Linked DNA regions of Homo sapiens: region 1 is linked to region 2. A link is a loop called in an ENCODE intact Hi-C map of the cell type or tissue named here. Cell type or tissue: PC-9. All regions are shown on one strand. Each heading gives the region's core, and the rest is flanking DNA. Links, peaks and the distances in the headings are about the cores only.

Evidence for each region. Peaks named below come from ENCODE experiments on the same cell type or tissue, not always from the same donor. Only the 100,000 strongest peaks of a DNase experiment are listed, where the experiment ranks them.
Region 1: it touches region 2 in a loop (15-fold over the local background); 99 of 110 quality-filtered maps call a loop at or near these places.

What each region holds. Positions count from the first base shown.
Region 1 is chrX:23,688,708-23,699,822 of GRCh38, forward strand. No RefSeq gene overlaps it. Among named protein-coding and RNA genes, the nearest start is that of PRDX4, 27 kb to the left of the region's middle. In PC-9, for the core only: a CTCF peak has its summit at 5,960; no DNase peak of the experiment used is centred there.
Region 2 is chrX:23,894,787-23,905,555 of GRCh38, forward strand. The region is part of intron 1 of APOO (apolipoprotein O); the gene reads right to left. Among named protein-coding and RNA genes, the nearest start is that of APOO, 7.8 kb to the right of the region's middle. In PC-9, for the core only: CTCF peaks have their summits at 7,250 (motif pointing left), 7,544 and 7,893 (motif pointing left); DNase peaks (open chromatin) are centred at 5,635, 6,435, 7,225, 7,835 and 1 weaker place; H3K27ac peaks cover 4,237 bases.

The DNA.
Region 1 (11,115 bases), core at 2,781-10,780, 210 kb before region 2:
CCTTTTATAAACTATCCCTTCAAAGAGCTGACTTCTGAAAGTCCATAAATCCAAGCTTACATCTTAAAAGATGGTCTCGTGGCCATTTACAAGACTGGAAAAAGAGTTGAGAAAGGATAGTCCCCTGCCCTACTGGAGACGATGGACCCTGGGCCTAACCAGGATGCAGCTACTAGAGACCTATTCCCAGAAGATGCTGACCTACCATAATCTGGAGCAGTGCTTCTCAATGGGGAGGGATGGAGATTTTGCCCCCAGGAGACATGGCAATATCTGGGATGTTTTTATTGTCAAAACTGAAAATACAGCCGGGCGCGGTGGCTCACGCCTGTAATCCCAGCACTTTGGGAGGCTGAGGCGGGTGGATCACGAGGTCAGGAGATCGAGACCATCCTAGCTAACACGGTGAAACCCCGTCTCTACTAAAAAAAATACAAAAAAAATTAGCCAGGCGTGGTGGCAGGCGCCTGTAGTCCCAGCTACTCGGGAGTCTGAGGCAGGAGAAAGGCGTGAACCCAGGAGGCGGAGCTTGCAGTGAGCCGAGATCACGCCACTGCACTCCAACCTGGGCAACAGAGTGAGACTCCGCCTCAAAAAAAAAAAAAAAAACTGAAACTACTACTGGCATCTGGTGGGTAGAGGCCAAGGGTGCTGCTAAACATCCTACAATGCACAGGACAGTCCCACAGCAAAGACTTTTCTGCTTCAAGATGTTAACTGTGGCAATGTTGAGAAAACCCGCTCTAGAGACTAAGGAAAGGAGGAGACCAGTATCATTTAGTAGCTGCCTGTACAGCAGGAGGTCAGAACAATGCCACAACAGTAGGAGCTTACCCAAAATAATAGATCAAGAGATGACCTGCCCACAAACATTTAAAAAATAGTAAATAAGGCCGGACATGGTAGCTCACGCCTGTAATCCCAGCACTTTGGGAGGCTGAGGCGGGCAGATCACCTGAGGTCAGGAGTTTGTGACCATCCTGGCCAACATGGGGAAACCCCGTCTCTACTAAAAACACAAAAATTAGCCAGGCATGGTGGTGGATGCCTGTAATCCCAGCTACCGGGGAGGCTGAGGCAAGAGAATCGCTTGAACCCGGGAGGCGGAGGTTGCAGTGAGCCGAGATCACGCCACTGTACTCCAGCCTTGGCGACAGAGCGAGACTCTGTCTCAAAAAAAAAAAAAAATTAGTAAATAAATAGGAGGCCAGGAGCAGTGGCTCACGCCTATAATCCCAGCACTTTGGGAGGCCAAAGTGGGCAGATCACCTGAGGTCGGGAGTTCAAGACCAGCCTGACCAACATGGAGAAATCCTGTCTCTACTAAAAATACAAAAATTAGCCGGGCATGGTGGCAGACACCTGTAATCCCAGCTACTCAGGAGGCTAAGGCAGGAGAATCCATTGAACCTGGGAGGCGGAGGTTGTGGTGAGCCGAGATCAGGCCATTGCACTCCAGCCTGGGTAAAAAGAGCGAAACTCCATCTCAAAAAAAAAATGTAAATAAATAGGTGACTGACTGGCCGCGGTGGCACACACCTGTAATCCCAGCACTATGGGAGGCCTAGGCGGGTGGATCACCTCAGATCAGGAGTTCAAGACCAGCCTGACTAACATGATGAAACCCCATCTCTAGTAAGTACAAAAAATTAGCTTGGCTTCGTAGTGGACACCTGTAATCCCAGCTACTTGGGAGGCTGAGGCAGGAGAATGGCTTGAACCTGGGAGGCAGAGGTTGCAGTGAGCCGAGATCGTGCCACTGCACTCCAGCCTGGGCGACAGAATGAGACTCCATCTCAAATAAACGGAAGTGACCTGAAGTTTCTATGAAACACACCAGGCAATATCTTTCCAGTGCACTAATATATGAATGACATCTATTATTCCCTGCTTCTCCCTATAATTTCTAGTCTTCTGTTGAATATTTCACATTTAAGCCTGGCCAGTGTTCTGAGGTTTCCAGTGATCATGGTGGACAGCTCTTTCAGGGATTTCTTAGTCCCTAGAATCTCACACAAGAGATCATTCCTCACGCCCTCCCCACCACATCCCCATTGTCTCTTCTCTGTCCAAGAGCTCATCTAACCCTACATCCTAAACTTCCCATCTGTCACTAGGTTTCCAGGTTGTATATTTTGTTCTCAAACACATTAACTACTATTTTATTATTTAATGATATTTTGGTATCCTAACCCCCCTATGAACTTTGTGACAACACTATGTCACTGAGAAATCTTTGAATACAAGGTTATTAATATATAAGATGTAACAAAATATGTGTTTCAGGTAAATAATTTCATAGACCGGGCGTAGTGGTTCACACCTGTAATCCTAGCACTTTGGGAGGCCGAGGCGGGCGAATCACTTGAGGTCAGGAGCTCAAGACCAGCCTGGCCAACATGGTGAAACCTCGTCTCTACTAAAAATACAAAAATTAGCTGGACGTGCTCGCTTAAACCCAGGAGGCGGAGGTTGCAGTGAGCCAAGGTCGTGTCACTGCACTCCAACCTTGGTGACAGAACAAGACTCTCTCTCAAAAAAAAAAGTTTCATAAAAGTGTCTGCAGTGGAGGGGAATATATATACACATATCTATGTATTTGTGTGTCTATATATATTCATACATATATATAGGGTCAAAAAACTTTTACAGCTGGGTGCAGTGGCTCATGCCTATAATCCCAGCACTTTGGGAGGCCGAGGCAGGAAGGTCACTTGAGCCCAGGAATTTGAGACCCGCCTGGACGATATGGTGAGACCTCATCTCTACAAAAAGTATAAAAATTATCCAGGCGTGGTGTCTTGTACTTGTAGTCCCAGCTGTTCCTGAGCCTAAGGCAGGAGGATCATTTAAGCCCAAAAGGTCAAGCCCTCAGTGAGCTGTGATCACACCACTGCACTCCAGCCTGGGCAAGAGAGCAAGACCCTGTCTCAAAAAAAAAGAAAAAAAGAAAAGAAAAGAAAAAGAAAAACTGTTTTTCCTCTGTTCTCACATGACAACAATCAATACAGAAGACTTCTGTGACCAAATGTGTAGGGTGTAGGGATTTTCCCCACCAACAGGCAAGCAATTCTGCAGTGGACACCAGCCAGGAATCTTCTGATCCAATTCAATTCTGATGCTGTCCACCTGGATATAGCATCAGATACCACAGGTTGAGGGCTCAGACCCACAGGACTGCCCCCACTTCAGACACCAGCTCCCAAGTACAGGCCTCTGGAACTTCTGACTGACTGACTTCAAGTTGGGGTTCCCATGACCCCCTCTTTAGGCTCAATTGTTAGAGCAGCTTGCAAAACTCCGGGAAACGCCCACTTACACTTACCAGTTTCTTATGAAGGATATTTTGAAGGATACGAATAAACACCCAGATGAAGAGGCACATAGGGCGAGGTCTGGAAGGGTCCTGAGCACGGGAGCTTCTATTCCCGTGGAGTTGGGGTGCACCATCATCCCAACACATGGGTGAATTCTTGTTCACCTTCCTGCAAGCCTTCACCAGCTCAGCTGTCCAGAAGTTCTGCGTACCTGGTCCTCTTGGGCCTTTTATGGAGACTTCATTGGATAGGCATGACTGAAGCATGGACAACCGTGTCAAAATGTGATTGGATCGCTTCTCGGCCTTTTGGCTAAGATCAAGTGCAAAACGTGATTGGGCAAAAAGGGCATGATCTAATGCTAATAGACGGAGTGGGGAATCCTAGCAAGGCCTGTCCAGATTCCTGTTGGCCTCTCTGCACGGCACTCCTTCCTCCTGGGTTGAGGGCAGGACCCTTTCTAAAATGAGGATCTTATGACCTACAATCAGACAAGGTAGGTCAGAGAATTTCTTTATGACCGGCTCCAAATACAAAGGTGGGGGCAGATTATATTTTCAGTTTCTATGGCCTGCCTTGGAGAGACAAAGGAGCAGGTGAAAAAGGAGAGTATGAGAAGGTCAGCGGGAGAGGCTGTTTTCTGAGCCCTGCTTCTGAGGCCTACAGCACCCGCACATTAAAACCAAAGATGGTCTTTTCCTTTGATCGCTCTGAAGCACTTCCAAAGCTGCTTCAGGAACCAAGGACTAAAGGACGAACACTTTAACAAAAGATATGCTTATTGCTTAATCACTTGGGAAATAATAAGGGCTATGGGAGTTATGAGCCAGGAACCATGGACAAAAAGCTATATATATATAATGATATCACATATATATAATGATATCACATAGATATACATATGTATATATACACACACAGATGCTTCTATAAACTCATATTTTTTACCTAGCTTTTCAACAGAAAAGAAAATGTTTATCATAGTTACTATGTATTTAGTTTCATATAGCAAAGTAATTTTTACCAATCCTATTACTAAATAACAATTTTAGCATAATATTGTACATTTATGTAAAATGCTAAAAATATATTTTATTTATTTATTTTGAGAGGGGCTGGAGTGCAGCAGCACAATCTCGGCTCACTGCAGCCTCTGCTTCCCAGGTTCAAGTAATTCTGCCTCAGCCTCCCAAGTAGCTGGGATTACAGGCAAGCACTACCATGTCTGGCTAATTTTTGTATGTTTAGTAGAGGCAGGGTTTCACCATGTTGGCCAGGCTGACCTCAAGTGAATGGCCCGCCTCAGCCTCCCAAAGTGCTGGGATTACAGGCATGAGCCACCGTGCCCAGCCCAAAAATATATTTTAAAAGAGCCTCCTTCCTGAGTCTTAAACTTACAATTTTTTTTAATTAACAAATTCAAAAGCCAACTCGAACACCCAAATTCACCTAAATCGTATATTTGTTCACACAAAAAACATTTATTACCTAAATATGTGCAAGGGACTTTGCTAGACAATAGGAATAAAAAGATCTGATACAATTCCTTCCCTCAAGAAGCCCACAGTCTCATAAGTGAAATAAGCATGTAAGAAAAGGAATTATGGCCAAGCACAGAGGCTCACGCCTGTAATCCCAACACTTTGGGAGGCCAAGGCAGGCGGATCACTTGAGCCCAGGAGTTCAAGATCAGCCTGGGCAACATAGTGAAACTCTGTCTCCACAAAACATTTAAAAATTAGCCAGATGTGATGGTGCACGCCTGTAGTCCCAGATACTCGGGAGGCTGAGGCAGGAGGATCACTGGAGCCCTGGGGTAGTTGAGGCTGCAGTGAGCCATGATCATACCACTGCACTCCAGCCTGGGTGACAGAGTAAGACCCTGTCTCAAATAAATAAATAAATAAATATTTAAAAATGGAATTGCAATACCTTGGAATAAGTGCTAAAAACACCAGCTCCTGTGGAGGTTCCATGGTGAGCACAAACAACCACAAGAAAAATCAGGGATGGAATGAGGGAAGGTTTCACAGGGAAGAAGAGGTGTACACCCATTTCCCATTTCTCCACTGAAGGCCATATCATCTGCAAGTAGCCCTTACAGAAGAAGACAGTACTTATCACCCAACGTCAAGAGAACCAAGGACTGACTGGTTTTCCTCTTTGATGATTATCTACTGGGAAATGGCACATATTTTAGAGTTGATTGGCTAGGGTTAGGGGTCAAATGTGGGGCCAAGGCCAGATGGAAATTTTAAGAATTGAATCAAGGCTGGGGGCAGTGGCTCATGTCTGTAATCCCAGCACTTTGGGAGGCTGAGGCAGAAGGATCACTGGAGCTCAGGAGTTTGAGACCAGCCTGGGCAACAGAGTGAGACCCCAACTCTATAAAAAAATTGTTAAAAATAGCCAGGCCTGGTGGTGTGCGCCTGTGGTCCCAGCTATTTGGGAGGCTGAGGTGGGAGGATCACTTGAGCCCAGGAGGTCCAGGCTGCAGTGAGCCGTGATCAAGCCACTGCACTCCAGCCTGGGTGACAGAGCAAGACCCTGTCTCAAATAATAATAATAAAAAAAGAATGGAATCTGTAGTCTTGATTTCATTACTTCAAGCTCTGGCTATTTGTACAGTTCACTCTGGACATCAGAAACAGGATTTCCAAGTTGTGTTAAAGGGAATACACTGCACTGTAACACAAAGGCCACAAGATGGCACCCAGCCCACAGAAAGCAAACAGCCACTTGTGAAGCCGGGGCGGGTGGGGATGGGGGTGGGGGCGGGGGGGTGCGCCGGGGGTGGGGGGTAACGCGGGGGAGCGTTACCCTAAACTAAAAGAGCAACAATTAACTGTCAAACTAATGTTTTTACAAATTTAATTTATTAAAAAACAGGAAAATAACTTAGAAATTCAGAACAATTTAAAACTAAGCACAACTTAAATAGGTATGTGAACTTTACTAAGTATACTCCTTCCATCCATGATGGAAGGTCAAACTTTTTAACCATAATCCATGTAGAAGTACATTTTACATTGTGACCTAGTACTCACGTAGATGTGTGTACCATGTGCATACATAACGTGTCACACAACACTTAACATTACTATGCATGATGCATTCTGATGTTTTTTCTTTTTTTAAATATTCAAGCCCACTCATTTTTATGTCCTACTAATTTCAAGCCCATAGTTAGAAATATATATATATATTTTATATATATATAAACTGTCTAAAAATATATATTTTATATATATATATATATATATATATATATATATATATATATATATATATATATATATATATATTTAGACAAAGTCTCGCTCTGTTGCCCAGGCTAGAGTGCAGTGGCGCAATCTCAGCTCACTGCAACCTCCGCCTCCCAGGTTCAAGCGATTCTCCTGCCTCAGCCTCCTGAGTAGCTGGGACTACAGGCGCCCGCCATCACGCCTGGCTAATTTTTGTATTTTTAGTAGAGACGGGGTTTCACCATGTTGGTCAGGCTAGTCTCGAACTCCTAACCTCGTGATCCACCCGCCTCGGCCTCCCAAAGTGCTGGGATTACAGACGTGAGCCACCGTGCCTGGCGGATATATATATATATAATTTTTTTTGAGACAGAGTCTCGCTCTGTCGCCCAGGCTGGAGTGCAGTGGCGCGATCTGGGCTCACTGCAGCCTTCGCCTCGCGGGTTCAAGTGATTATCCTGCCTCAGCCTCCCAAGTAGCTGGGACTACATATGCGTGCCACCATGCCTGGATAGTTTTTTCATTTGTTTGTGGAGATGGGGCTTTGCCATGTTGGCCAGGAGGTCTTGAACTCCTGGGCTCCAGATATCCGCTCGCCTCAGCCTCCCAAAGTGCTAGGATTACAGGCATGAGCCACCACGTCTGGCCCTAATCCCTTCTTTTAACTCCTCTTTTCTGTTTCCTATTTTATAGTAAATTCATTACTTGCTGCCAACAGAAGGGAAAGAAAACACAACTCAGCTGGGCGCGGTAGCTCACACCTGTAATCTCAGCACTTTGGGAGGCGAGGCAGAGGAGGTCGGATTACCCGAGTTCAGGAGTTTGAGACCAGCCTGGCTGACATGGTGAAACCCCAGTCTCTACTAAAAATACAAAAATGAGTTGGGCGTGGTGGCGGGTGCCTGTACTCCCAGCTACCCGGGAGGCTGAGGTAGAAGAATTGTTTGAACCCGGGAGACAGAGGTTGCAGTGAGCTGAGATCGTGCCACTGCACTCCAGCCTGGGCGACAGAGTAAGACTCCATCTCAAAAGAAAAAAAAAACCACAAGTCAATTTAGAGAGTCAATCACAATTGTCGCAAAAGTTTTATTCTAAGAGGAAATAAACCAAATGCCCAGAACATTTCAGCCATAATTCATTCTTATGGTTGAGACTTGACTGCATTCTGATCCATATATAGATGGCATTAGTTAACCCTTTACTATAATAGCTGAGAAAATATGTCAGAAATGTGGCAAAGGACCAAAATTCTAGACCTAGTCTCGCCTCTCCCACTTATATAGTTACAAGTTAGGCTTCAGGAAGTTACCTTCCCTCTCTAAGCCTGTTTCCTCATCTGCAAAATGTGGGTAATAATAGTACTGATCTCAAAGAATTACTGTAAGGATTAAATGAGAGTATACATTTTAATGTCACTAGTACAGTGCCTGACACATATGTGTTAGCCACATATAAAAATTATATGATTACATCTTTTTTTTTTTTTTTTTTTTGAGACAGGGTCTCCTTCTGTTGCCCAGGCTGGAGTTCAGTGGCACGATCTTGGCTCACTACAGCCTCTGCCTCTGGGCCCAAGCAATTCTCCCACCTCAGCCTCCCAAGTAGCTGAGACTACAGGGACACACCACCAGGCCCAGCTGATTTTTCTATTTTTTGTAGATACAGGGTTTCACCATGTTGCCCAGGCTGGTTTCAAACTCCTGGACTCAAGCAATCCACCAACCTTGGCCTCTCCAAGTACTGAGACTATAGGCGTTTCACCATGCTGGCCAGGCTGGTCTCGAACTCCTGACCTAAAGTTATCCACCTGCCTTGGCCTCCCACAGTGCTGGGATTACAGGCGTGAGCCACTGCGCCCGGCACTTATTATTTTTTTAGAGACAGGGTCTCACTCTGTTGTCTCACTCTGGAGTGCAGTGGCACTATCACAGCTCATTGCAGCCTCAAACTCCTGGGCTCAAACAATCATCCCGCCTCAGCCTTCCAAGTAGCTGGGACTACAGGCACGTGCCACCACGACCGGCTAATTTTTTTATTTTCTGTAGAGATAGGGTCTCACTATGTTGCCAGGCTGGTTTTGAACTCCTGGCCTCAAGCAATCCTCCTGCCTCAGCTGGGATTTCAGGTATGAGCTACTGTGCCTGGCTGAAACTTTCTTTTTAATAGGGACCTCTTAATCATCCAATCAGTGGCCTTTTCCCAGTATTCATCCTTACCACCTTCAGTGACACCACTGATCCCTCCAAGAAAATGGCTTTGAGAGGAAGGAGGGTGCTGTGGTTAAGACCCGGGAATCTGGCTGCTCTTAGAGCCCTCAAGCCACCATTTAAGAAATCCAAGGCCGGGTGGGCACGGTGGCTCATGCCTGTAATCCTAGCACTTTGGGAGGCTGAGGCGGGCAGATCATTAGGTCAGGAGTTCTGGACCAGCCTGGCCAACATGGTGAAACCCTGTTTCTACTAAAAATACAAAAATTAGCTGGGCATGGTGGCACGTGCCTGTAATCCCAGCTACTCAGTAGACTGAGGCAGGAGAATCACTTTAACCTGGGAGGCGGAGGTTTCAGTGAGCTGAGATCTTGCCATTGCGCTCCAGCCTGGGTGACAGAGCGAGACTCCACCTCAAAAAGAAAAAAAAAAAAAAGAAAAAAAGAAAAAAAAAAAAAAGAAATCCAAGGCCGGGCACAGTGGCTCACGCCTGTAATCCCAGCACTTTGGGAGGCCGAGGCAGGCAGATCACTTGAGGTCAGGAGTTCGAGACCAGCCTGGCCAACATGGTGAAACCCCATCTCTACTAAAAAAATAAAAATTAGCTGGGCGCGGTGGTGGGCGCCTGTAATCCCAGCTACTCAGGAGGCTGAGGCAGGAGAATCGCTTGAACCCGGGAGCCGGAGGTTGCAGTGAGCCAAGATAGTGCCAATGCACTCCTGCCTGGGTGACAAAGCAAGACTCTGACTCAAAAAAAAAAAAAAAGAAAGAAATCCAACCAGGCTGGTAGCCAGCCACCTCAGCCACCCCAGCTGAGGCACCAGATGTCCCAGCCCCAGATGAACTCCCAGATGAACAGAGCTGACTGAGTGACCTTAGCCAATGCTACATGGAACAGAAGAACCTCCCAGGTGAGCCCAGCCATCCCACAGAATCAAGTATATCTTTAGAAAGATAAACTGCACAAACTAATTGAAAAGAAAAAGAAAAATGTTGAAACCCCAGGGGAGTTGGGTGCAACTTCAGTTCTCTAGGAGTCAAGTGCTTGGCTCTATTCAAAAAGGTGCAAGAAAGCAGATTGGATCAGAGCAAACACAGGTATCAGATGGAACACGTTGACAGAAGATTTGGGTTACCACAGAATCACATGGACATGCCCAACACAGTGCAAAGCATACTAGAATGAAGTAAACTCTCCTAAAGAAACCAGTGAAAAAGACAGCATCCTCAAAGACTACACATTGAAGAAGCATGGAGGCAAAAACTAAGAACTTGGTAATAAATGCCTGAAGTAAAACTGGGATCTCAGCACAGACTATTTAATATAAAACAATGTCCAACTCACATGAGGAAGATGTATGCTAGAACTTAGCAGTGCTGGTGCTGGGTAAAAATTCTCCTTTAACTTTTTTTTCAGACGCAGTCTCGCTCTGTCGCCCAGGCTGGAGTGCAATGGCGCCATGTCGGCTCACTGCAATCTCTGCCTCCCAGGTTCAAGCGATTTTCCTGCCTCAGCCACCTGAGTAGCTGGGATTACAGGCACCTGCCATCATGCCCAGCTAATTTTTGTATTTTTAGTAGAGACGGGGTTTCACCATGTTGGCCAGGCTGGTCTTGAACTCCTGACCTCAGGTGATCCGTCCGCCTCGGCCTCCCAAAGTGCTGGGATTACAGGCGTAAGCCACCGCTCCCGGTCAAAAATTCTCCTTTATTCTTTGAGAGGGACATAACACTAATAATCCAGAACCTAGTGTATATCCGTTAGTTTGCTTCACCTCATCTTCTTAAAAGTCCTGTATTAAAAACCAAAACCTCTAGCTTTTATATCTGTATTGGTAGAGGACAGATTTGGGGTGAAGATTCTGGTATCCAAAATTACGTGAGCAATTTAACAAAAAGACAACAAAAACAATAAGCAATTTAATTTCAATCTCAGTAGAATTCAGAGAAAGGCAATTAACAAATGTCAGTTTTCTTTTTTTGGGGGGGTGGGGGGGGACAGGGTTTCACTTGTTGCCCAGGCTGGAGTGCAGTGGCGTGATCTTGGCTTACTACAGCCTCAAACTCCTGGACTCAAGCAATGCTCCCAGTTCAGCCTCCTGGGTAGCTGGGACTACAGGTGTGCACCATCACTCTGAGAGGAGTTAGCTAGCTTTCCTTAGGTAGACAGCAAGGGAAGGGTCCCCAAAGAGCCCCCAACCCACGGGTCAGTGCCTCATCCCCACAGAACAGAGAAAGCAGCCTGGGGATAAAAATCAAGCTGCAGGCACCGATAAGGGAAGTAGCACAGGGTGGTGGTGTGCCTGGAGACAAGCCCGCGGCTGCACAGATCCGAGAACCTCCAGC
Region 2 (10,769 bases), core at 2,770-10,769:
ACTCCGCTTAAAAAAAAAAAGTAAAGAAAATCAGTCTCGATATATTTTAAATAAGAGTGGTAAAGAATAGAGAATGGGCCGGATTCGGTGGCTCGAGCCTGTAATCCCAGCACTTTGGGAGGCCGAGGCGGGCAGATCACTTGAGGTCAGGGGTTCGAGACAAGCCTGGCCAACATAGTGTGAAACCCTGTCTCTACTAAAAATACAATAATTAGCTGGTGGGCACCTGTAGCCCCAGCTACTCAGGAGGCTGAGGCAGGAGAATCGCTCGAACCCAGGAGGCAAAAGGCTGCAGTGGGCCGAGATCGCACCACTGCATTCCAGCCTGGGTGACAGAGTGAGACTCCGCCTCAAAAAAAAAAAAAGATTCATTATCTCCACACACACACACACAAAGATGAGAAAATGGCATCTGTACGCCTATGTTTATTGCAGCACTATTTACAATAGCAAAGACTTGGAAGCAACCCAAATGCCCATCAGTGATAGACTGGATAAAGAAAATGTGGCACATATACACCATGGAATGCTATGCAGCCATAAAATAGAATGAGTTCTTTATAGGGACATGGATGAAGCTAGAAACCATCATTCTCAGCAAACTAACACAGGAATAGAAAACCAAACATCACATGTTCTCACTCATAAGTGGGATTGAACAATGATAACACATGGAAGGGAACATCACACACTGGGGCCTATCAGGGGATGGAGGGCAAGGGGAGGGAGACCATTAGGACAAACACCTAATGCATGCGGGGCTTAAAACCTAGATGACAGGTTGATAGGTGCAGCAAACCAACATGGCATGTGTACCTATGTAACAAACCTTCATGTTCCGCACATGTATCCCAGGACTTAGAGTAAAATAGAAAAAAAAATTACAATATTAGTCTTCATTAAAACAATCTCTACTGGAACCTTTTCTACATCTCCTAATTAAACGTAGTGTCCAACATAAACTTTTCTTTCTGTTGTGGTGGTGGTGGCGGTAAAGAATCAAGCTTTATGTAAACTTGGTCAATAATAAGATTATCTCATTCTACTAAAAAAAAAAGAAGAAGAAGAAAAGAAAATGGCATTTTTTTTAAAAAAAAAAAAGAGGAAGGGGACTTGTAGTATGATTCCACCGAGTTTTTTGAAAATGTCATACCAAGGGTATATTTGAATATGTCCAGAACGGAGTCTAAAAAGATGTTAGGGCCGGGCGCAGTGGCTCATGCCTGTAATCCCAGCACTTTGGGAGGCTGAGGTGGGCAGACCACGAGGTCAGTGGTTCGAGACCAGCATGACCAACACGGTGAAACCCTGTCTCTACTAAAAACACAAAAATTAGCCGGACGTGGTGGTGCACGCCTGTAATCCCAGCTACTCAGGAGGCTGAGGCAGGAGAATTGCTTGAACCCGGGAGATGGAGGTTGCGGTGAACGAAGATGGCGCCACTGCACTCCAGCCTGGGCAACAGAGTAAGACTCCGTCTCAAAAAAAAAAAATATGATGTTAACAGTGGTTGTCTATAGGTGGTGATATTAAAGGTAATTCTTATCTCTATTTCCTGAAGTTTTTACAAAAAAACCATTGATTTGTTTTGTAACATGCAAAGAACAAAAATGGCTAGCTCCTGAGGATATTATAAAGGTTTGCCACAAAGTTTGAAGATAATTCCAAATGAGGAAGAGTAAAAATGTTTTGATCAGTGATAGAATTTTTGGAATAAATATAATGACAGTATAATTAAATCTATCCTCTCAAAACGACTGTTTTGATGCATTCATTTGAATGTAAAATTTGGGAGCACTCATACTTTAACAATAACAATAAAACCCACAATCATTTCGATCTGTTTCACAGCAAAGGAGGATATAAAGCCAAGAATTTATCTCCCTTTGTCACTCAGGCTGGAGTGCAGTGGTACAATCATAGCTCACTGTGGCCTTGAACTCCTGGGCTCACCTAATCCTTCTGCTTCAGCCTCCCAAGTACCTAGGACTATGGGTGTGACGGAGCACACTCAGCTATTTTTTTTTTTTTTTTTGGTAGAGATGGAGTCTCACTATGTTTCCCAGGCTGGTCTCAAACTCCTGGTCTCAAGCAATCCTCCTGCCTTGGCCTCCCAAAGCGCTGGGATTACAGGTGTGAACCACCATGCCCAGTAAAGTTTAGACTTCAAACAACATTAAAAAAACTCTTCCTAATACAACAAACATAGAACTATTTTATGAGAAATTTTTAATTCTTTAGTTCTGTACTACAGTAATTGGTATTTCCTAGCTCTTTCTCATCCACTGTAAACAGACTACAATCTAAAGAGATAAGCAGAGAAAAAAATGAGGCTGTTTTCAAGACTAATATTATCTTTTTCTCACAGAAAACCAAGTTCTGTTTCATCTTTGGAGGGTAGAATTCACCACAAAATTAGGTCAGCAAAGCAAACAAAATGTCTCATCTGCAATTGTTTCATTTTCTACTCTTTAAAGATAGCGATTAGATTTTATAAAATTCATGTAGAAAAATAATAAACTTGTGCGATAAACAGGAAGAAAACCTTAGGGCCAAAGAGTGAGATAATTGTTCATTTAGGCAGGTTTTGAGTCATCCAGTTGGGCTATACTGGTTTTAAAGACTTGGAACACAGATAATATGTAATTTATCAAGTCCAGAATTTATTTTGAACTTCCTCATCCAGACAGAAATTTACTGCTACTTAAGACTCCTATATATATGTGTTTTTTTCTCTATTAGAATGGCATCCTGGGACCCACTCAATCTTTTCTGAATTAAGGAAATATAGGGAGGAAAAAATCGTTGGGAAACATTTACTTCAAGTTTAGCTTTTCAAATGCATCTGTGTTTCCAAGCAACTAATAAAATGTACATCATTTAATAGGAGAGCTAGTCTGTCAAAGTAAAATCTATCTGGGCAGGGCATGCTGGCTCATGCCTGTAATCCCAGCACTTTGGGAGGCCGAGGTGGGCGGATCCTTTGAGCCCAGGAGTTCAAGACCAGCCTGGGCAACAGGCTAAAGGTGAAACCCCCTCTCTACAAAAAATACAAAAAATTATCTGGGAATGGTGGCACGTGCCCATAGTCCCAGCTACCCAGGAGGGTGAGGCAGGAGGATCGCTTGAGCCTGGGAGGTGGAGGTTGCAGTGAGCTAAGATTGTGCCACTGCACTCCAGCCTGGGAGACAGAGCATGATTCTGTCTCAAAAAAAAAAAAAAAAATCTATCTAGACACAGGTTTCTATCTAGACACATGGCTCTGTCTCAAAAAAAAAAAATCTACCTAGACATGGGTTTCATATCTCTTTTTTTGTTGTTGTTTTTTTTGACATAGGGTCTCATTCTGTCACTCAGGCTGGAATGCAGTGGCACAATCACAGCTCAATGCAGCCTCAACCTCCTGGGCTCAAGTGATCCTCCCATCTCAGCCTCTCAAGTAGCTGGGACTACAGGCAGGCACCACCATACCTGGCTAATTTTTGCATTTTTTGTAGAGACGGGCGGGGTTTCGCCATGTTGCCCAGGTTGGTCTCAAACTCCTGGACTCAAGGAATTCTCCTGCCTCAGCCTCCCAAAGTGCTGGGATTACAGGTGTGAGCCACCACGTCGGGCCTAGACCCGGGTTTCATATCTTAACAGACCACCATGTGCACAGAGAACTCTAAACTCACTAATGAAAACTGCCTTTGACTTCATCTCAGTTATTCATGTGCGTTTTTCTTCTTTAAGGAAAACTGTAAGCCTTTTTTGGAAAAAAAAAATCATGTACAAGACTCAATTCGGTTGATAACCATCTGACCTCATAATGAAAATCTGTGCAAAAATAAGGAACAAAAACAAGTAAAGTAAATGTTTGGACTATACCCAGCAACTTTAACAGGACTCCCAAATGGTGTGACTCCACAAACAGGCTCAGTTCTATCTGCCAAGTGAGGTAAACCATCAACAGACAATGTAGGAAACTTCTTGGAGCCCGTATAATCACTTTTTGCTTACTTACTCACTCACCAGTCTAACCCATGTCACATGAATCAGCATCTCTAATAGGAGAGGAGACTCATTTTCAGCAAGCACAAACAAAAACAGGCTAGTTCACAAGGACTGAAGTTTGTGGAATGGGGGAAAAGAAAAAAAGAACCTTTATTAGTTAGTTTCATATATTCCATTTTAAAAGACTGTTCAGAAGAAGGAATAGACTTCTTTTCAGGAATATCTGAAAAAAGAAACTACTGGGAATTCCTCCACACTAAGGCAATGAACATGCACTTGTGGATCTATCTCTAGCTCCCACAGAGGGGGCTCCTCATCCTCATGGAACCAAACAAAGAAGTCCTTAAGCGGGAGCCAGTGTGGGCTTTGAATAAAACACGCTGCATTGCTTCAAACAGCCAGAAATAGGAAGACAAAGGATAACTGCACTTAAAGTGCCTTTAAAACAATATTCACTTAAAATTCAACTATACTATCCATAATGCATAAAGCTGTATCAGGAAAATATAGCTTAACAATCAAAGTCATAGGCTTTCAGCATACTGAAAACTCTACGACCCTTGCCCTACATTCCTGCTTCTCCAAGTTTTAGTGAACACTGAAAATAAGTTTAAAAACCTACCACATTAAGAAATTGGCACTGATTAAATTTTCTAACAAAACTGGCATGAGGCTATGCAAAAATTAGGAAAAACTCAGCAAAAGTGAAAAATAAATAACTTCCAAATTCTAAAATATAACTTTAGACTAGGATTTTTTTGTCCCTGAAAATATATAAAGTTTCATGCTGTATGAACTAACTGTAAAATTCCACTTAAGCATTATTGGGGAAAATCAACTGATACACTCTTTCAATTCCTTTATTTTAAAGATCTCTTAGTACTTTCTTGTCATATTAAAAATAAGTCTAAACTTTTTGAAACAGATATCTTTGCTATTGAGATTTATTACACACCTAATAACATGCATTTATATATCTAATTTTAAATGTACAATACAAACAAATATGCAAGTTCGTTTCCTAGCCTCTAAGAAGTTCCAGTCTAGCCTAGAAAGGACATGGGTGTGGAACACATATACATATAGATTATAAATTAAACCTTTACGTCATAAAAGTCTACAAATATCAACAGGCCTCATGGGGTAATCAATTCATTTATCATAAATGTCTGGTACATCATCTACTTTTCTCCTCCACTGTGCCTCTAATCTCTCCGTTCTTTTAATGTATCGTTTTACTTCTTCTTTCTCCTCTTCCAGTGTTAGTTACAACTGTGAGGCTATCTGCATTTCAGAAGTAGATAGAAGAATGCTACAGTGTCCTGAGCAGAATTCATTTCCAAATGAGAAGTGAAATAACCCAAGTTAATTCACGTTTTACAGTTGTTAAGTCCAGAGTGCTAACCTGCAAGCATAGATTACTTCAGTGGACAAATGTGATACAAGAGGAACAGAAAACACCTTACATTGATATAGTGCTTTGTAGTTCACGGTTCTTTTCGCATATTATCTCAATTGAATCTCCCAACAATCCTGTGAGATACAGAGGGACATACTACTATCCCCACAGGATCATGATCAGAGGACGCTGAGAGATTAAGAAATCTCAACTGGCCCGGCATGGTGACTCATGCCTGTAATCCCAGCACTTTGGGAGGCCAAGGAGGGCAGATCACTTAAGGTCAGGAGCTCAAGACCAGTCTGGCCAACATGGTGAAACCCCATCTCTAATAAAAATACAAAAACTAGGCCAGGCGTGCTGGTGCATGCCTGTAGTCCCAGCTACTTGGGAGGCTAAGGGAGGAGACCGGCTTGAACCCAGGAGGCGGAGGGTGCGGAGAGCCAAGACTGCGCCAGTGCACTCCAGCCTGGGTGACAGGGCAAGACTCCGGCTCAAAAAAAAAAAAAAAAAAAAAGAAATCTCAACAAGGTCGCTCAGCCAGAAACACAACTAGAACCTGAGGCTGAAAAGATTGCATCCAGAGCTACAGAGCAGTTTTTTCTTCGTCTCTGTGATCCACTGTCTAACTTCTTCGAAAGGTAAGAAAGGAAAAAGAAACAACCAATTGATTCTGCACATAAAAAATGTATTTATGTGAGTAAAAATGTAGTTACTATAATTCCTCAAGAAGAATTCCCTTGAAGATGCTTAAACTGTTAGGGAAAAAAAACCTTCATTATCTTTCCAAATATGTGGCTTTTAAAATAATGCTCAAGTATAAAAGTTACATTACTCTTCCAATTTACAGATGATTTTCCTTTTCCATTTAGCATTGTAATTCTCCGCGCAGTTCTAGTAACATACTAGTAACATGGTAAGAAAATTAATTTCAGGAAGACAGGCAATGTAAGTATTACACTAAGCCACAAAGAATGTGTGAGGTAATAACACCTCATAGTCATGGACATGTTCACTCAGGCTCCTTGGTGTGGTGAGCTCTGAGTACAGGTCATGTTATTTGCCCTTGAGGAAGGAAGTGACACAGACCAGTTTTCACTAGGCCACCTTCTTGCCCTGGAGGCTTCAGTTAGCAGCTGATGATTTCCCAATTTCCAGCCCACGTCTGTGGCAGGAAAAGTCCATACCCTGGGGTTCTACATCAACTGATTTCCCCCTTCCAATGCCCAGATATTTCAGCAAGCCCAACCTGTTCAAAACCAAACCATCACCTCCCCCTCAAACCAAATTCAACCTTCTTCCACTTTCCCACCTCAATGAATAGTTCCCACCTCAATGAATAGATCCCACAGTCAAAAGTCAAAAGCCTGGGCAGAAACCTTAATTTATCCTTCTCCCTCATCTACCACATCCAACTGACTACCAAGTTTTGAAATAAAAAATACTTTTGGAGAGCCCCAAGACCGTGCACCACCGTAACACAGGTAGTTACAAGATGCCATCTTACAAGATGCCAACTAAAAGTAACAGCTCACATTTCTTCAGCCCTTACTTTGGGCCAAGCACTGTTCTAAGCTTTGCGTAGGAATGAATTTAATCCACACAATAATTTGAGGTTGGTAAGCATCTCATCCTTGTTTTACAAATGAGGAAGCAGCTACAGAAAACTTTAGTATCTCTCACAAGGAACACAGTGAAGCCCAAGGTCTTAACACTGTTCTGAACACTCTCACACTTCTGTGTCCTTGCATGTGCTTTTCTTCTCTGTTTGGAAGGCCCTTTCAACCTTGTCTGCCTAGCTCCAAAGATCAGCATAGGCATGTTCTTCTCTATAAAGCCTTCTGATGCCCCCTGCTGTTGCTCTTCCCTCTAAGTCAGTAGATCTCAAGGCTGGCTGCTTGCTCCAAAAACTAGATGCCTAATCCTACCCCTAGAGATTCTTGATGTCATTGGTATAGGTTCTAGACTGGGCATCGGGACTTTTAAAAGCTCCCCAGGTGGCTCTAACATGCAGTCAAGGTTGAGACCCACTGCATCGTTAACGGACCTTTAATGTCTGTGCTGGTAAGTGCATTGTGAGCTTCTGAAATGAAAGTTTCATAATCACCTTGGGGGGCTTTTTCAAAACTAGCAGTTCCTGGACGCCAACTAAAAAGTCAGTCAGAACCATGCGCAGGGGCTTGGAAACTGTCTCCTTGAATAATTCTGATTTGTGGCCAGATTTGGGACCTCTCTCCTAGATAAGAACTGGGTCTTTTCACTTGTACCCACCAGGGTCCAGCATGATGCCCAGCCCATAGTTGGACTAGGATAAAATCTGTGTAATGAAGGAAATCTAATAACGTGAATCTGGGTATATGTATCCAATATTCAAACTTCCTGCAGCAGCACAAGGAAAAGCTGCTTCCTACAATGGAATGCAAATACTGGGCAGCTTTTCAAATGTGTTTTTTAATCCACCAATGCCCCCTAGTGACCTGAAGATGAATAACTATATCAAAACATCGCAGTATATATTTTAAGTACAATGTGTACTTAATATGCACATAACTAGTCAGACACACTGCACTTTTACTACCATTGTACTTTTACTACCAACACCTATACTATTAACTCCTTTGCCCTCCAGTTCTAGTTAACCCAAGCTGTTAACTCCCAAACCCCGATCAATCCTACCGTTTACTCCATCCCCACTCTGCACAAACATACAGGAGTGCTCTCAGCAGAGCCCTCAAAGGGTCTGGCCTATCTTTTTGTTCCTTGGTCAGTGCCTCTCCCAAATCCCACCATGTTCATAAGACCATCCATCTCGAAAACACAAGAACCATTCATCTACCGATTGGCTTCAATTCTTGCTAGTCAAAGGGGACCAACGAAAACTATAGAACTAGTTAAAAAATGGAGAATCTGGCCGGGTGCGGCGGCTCACGTCTGTAATCCCAGCACTTTGGGAGGCTGAGGCGGGTGGATCACAAGGTCAGGAGTTTGAGACCAGCCTGGCCAGCATGGTGAAGCCCCGTCTCTACTAAAGATACAAAAAATTAGCTGGGCATGGTGGCGCGCACCTGTCAATCCCAGCTACTCAGGAGGCTGAGGCAGAGGAATTGCTTGAGCCCGGGAGGCGGAGGTTGCAGTGAGCAGAAACTGCGCCACTGTACTCAAGCCTGCGTGATAGAGCGAGACTCCATCTAGAAAAAAAAAAAAAAATGGAGCATTTGAGGCCGCATCCCAGACCTACTGAATTGGAATCCATTTTAACAAGAGTCACATGCCCATTAAAGTTTGACAAGCACTGGTTCTCAACTACTAGACCTAACATCACCATTTTATGACAAATATTTTCTGACACTCTTCTGGTATCCTGAAATAAAATTCATCACTAAGTTACATGCATAAGTCCAAAAAGTAAATCAGTATACTCTGATGGTAGCATAAAGGTGAATAAAAAGGAAAGATTTATGTGAATTATATTTCAGTATGTAAATGTTCAACACAACTAAAGACATAAAGAACAACCCCATTTTCAGTTATAATTTTTGCAAAGTTAAAAACGAAAAAAGAAAAAAAGAACAACCCCACAAGTTTCCAAAACATACCATTCTGTTGAGTCGTACCATTCTATGGAGAACCACTGGTCTACAATCTCTCGCACCTTTCTTTTCCTTCCATCTCTCGGGTGGGAATATCTCTCCCTTGCACAGCTGAGGTATTCTCTCTAGAATCTTGACTGAACATATCCTTCTAGTTACCAAATTCTCTCTCCTTCCCTTGATAGTCAAGCTTATCAACCATCATAGTGTCCACTTACTTGGCCCTCAGTCACCAACCCAGGTTAATCTACCCTTCACTTCCATCAGTAAACCTAAAGTATAAGGATCATGAAAGCTTTCCAAAGTGCCCAAATCAGTGAACACGACTCATGATATGTAACTAACTCATATCTCATCTAGCTTATATCTCCGTCATGGACATTGTTGGTTGCATATCCAGTCTCTATTCTCCCTCTTCCTTCCTAAAAGAACTCCATTGTGTTCATGAATGCATTCCTCTCCCCTGTGATTAAGTGACGCCACCCTGGGTTGATCCTGTTTAGTCTAAGCCAATCAGATCATGGCATTCCTCTGACAACTGTTACAGGGTCAGACAACTGACCTAAGTTGGTCCAATCAGACTGAAGGACCAAGTGTGGGAGTTTTTTCTCTCTCCTCCTCCTCTTGCTCTAGAGAATGAGAAAGTGTGTATGTTACTAGTAGTCATCTTGCAACCCTAAAGGAAACCAACCTGACTGTGGAAACCCAAGAAGAGATGGGTCCTTGATGACACTGGTTTTTTTTTTTTTTTTTTTTTTGGGACGGAGTCTCGCTGTCTCCCAGGCTGGAGTTCAGTGGTGCGATCTCAGCTCACTGCAACCTCCGCCTCCCGGGTTCTTGCCATTCTCCTGCCTCAGCCTCCCGAGTAGCTGAGACTACAGGCACCCGCCAACACACCCGGCTAATTTTTTGTATTTTTAGTAGAGACAGGGTTTCACCATGTTAGCCAGGATGGTCTCGATCTCCTGACCTCGTGATCCGCCCGCCTCGGCCTCCCGAAGTGCTGGGATTACAGGCGTGAGCCACCGTGCCTGGCCTGACACTGTTGACCAACTGAATCAGAGCCTGGAATCCATTCTTCCTCTGGACTTTGTGAGAGAATTTTCCTTACTATTTAAGCAGTTGGGTTTTCCCAGCTGAAAGCATCCTAACATAGCCATTTCTCCTTGAAACTTTTCTCCCTCGATTTTCTAAACATCACTCTTTTCTGCTCCTACTTCTGCTTCTCAAGTCTGGCCTCCCCCTTTCCTCTGCCTACTCCTACATTTTGGTGTCCTCCAAGGTTTGTTGTGATCTTTTCTACCCAAAGTACATGTTCACCTGAAATAATCTCAGTTCAGTCGGGCGCGGTGGGTCACACCTGTAATCCCAGCACTTTGGGAGGCCAAGGCGGGCGAATCACGAGGTCAGGAGTTCGAGACCAGCCTGGCCAACACATGGTGAAACTCCGTCTTTATTAAAAATACAAAAAAATTAGCCAGGCGTGGTGGCGGGCGCCTGTAATCCTAGCTACTCAGAGGCTGAGGCAGGAGAATCACTTGAACCCAGGAGGCGGAGGCTGCAGTGAGCCAAGATCGCACCACTGCACTCCAGCCCGGACAACAGGGCCAGACTCTGTCTGAAAAAAATAATAATGATAACAATAATAATAATAATAATAATCTCAGCTCACTATGTCTTTCCCTTGACACATCAAAACTGAGCTTCCAGCACTTCCCCCAATGGAATACCACTGATGTTCCCCACCCCTTTTACCTGAAGAACTCCTACCTGTCTCAAAACTAAAT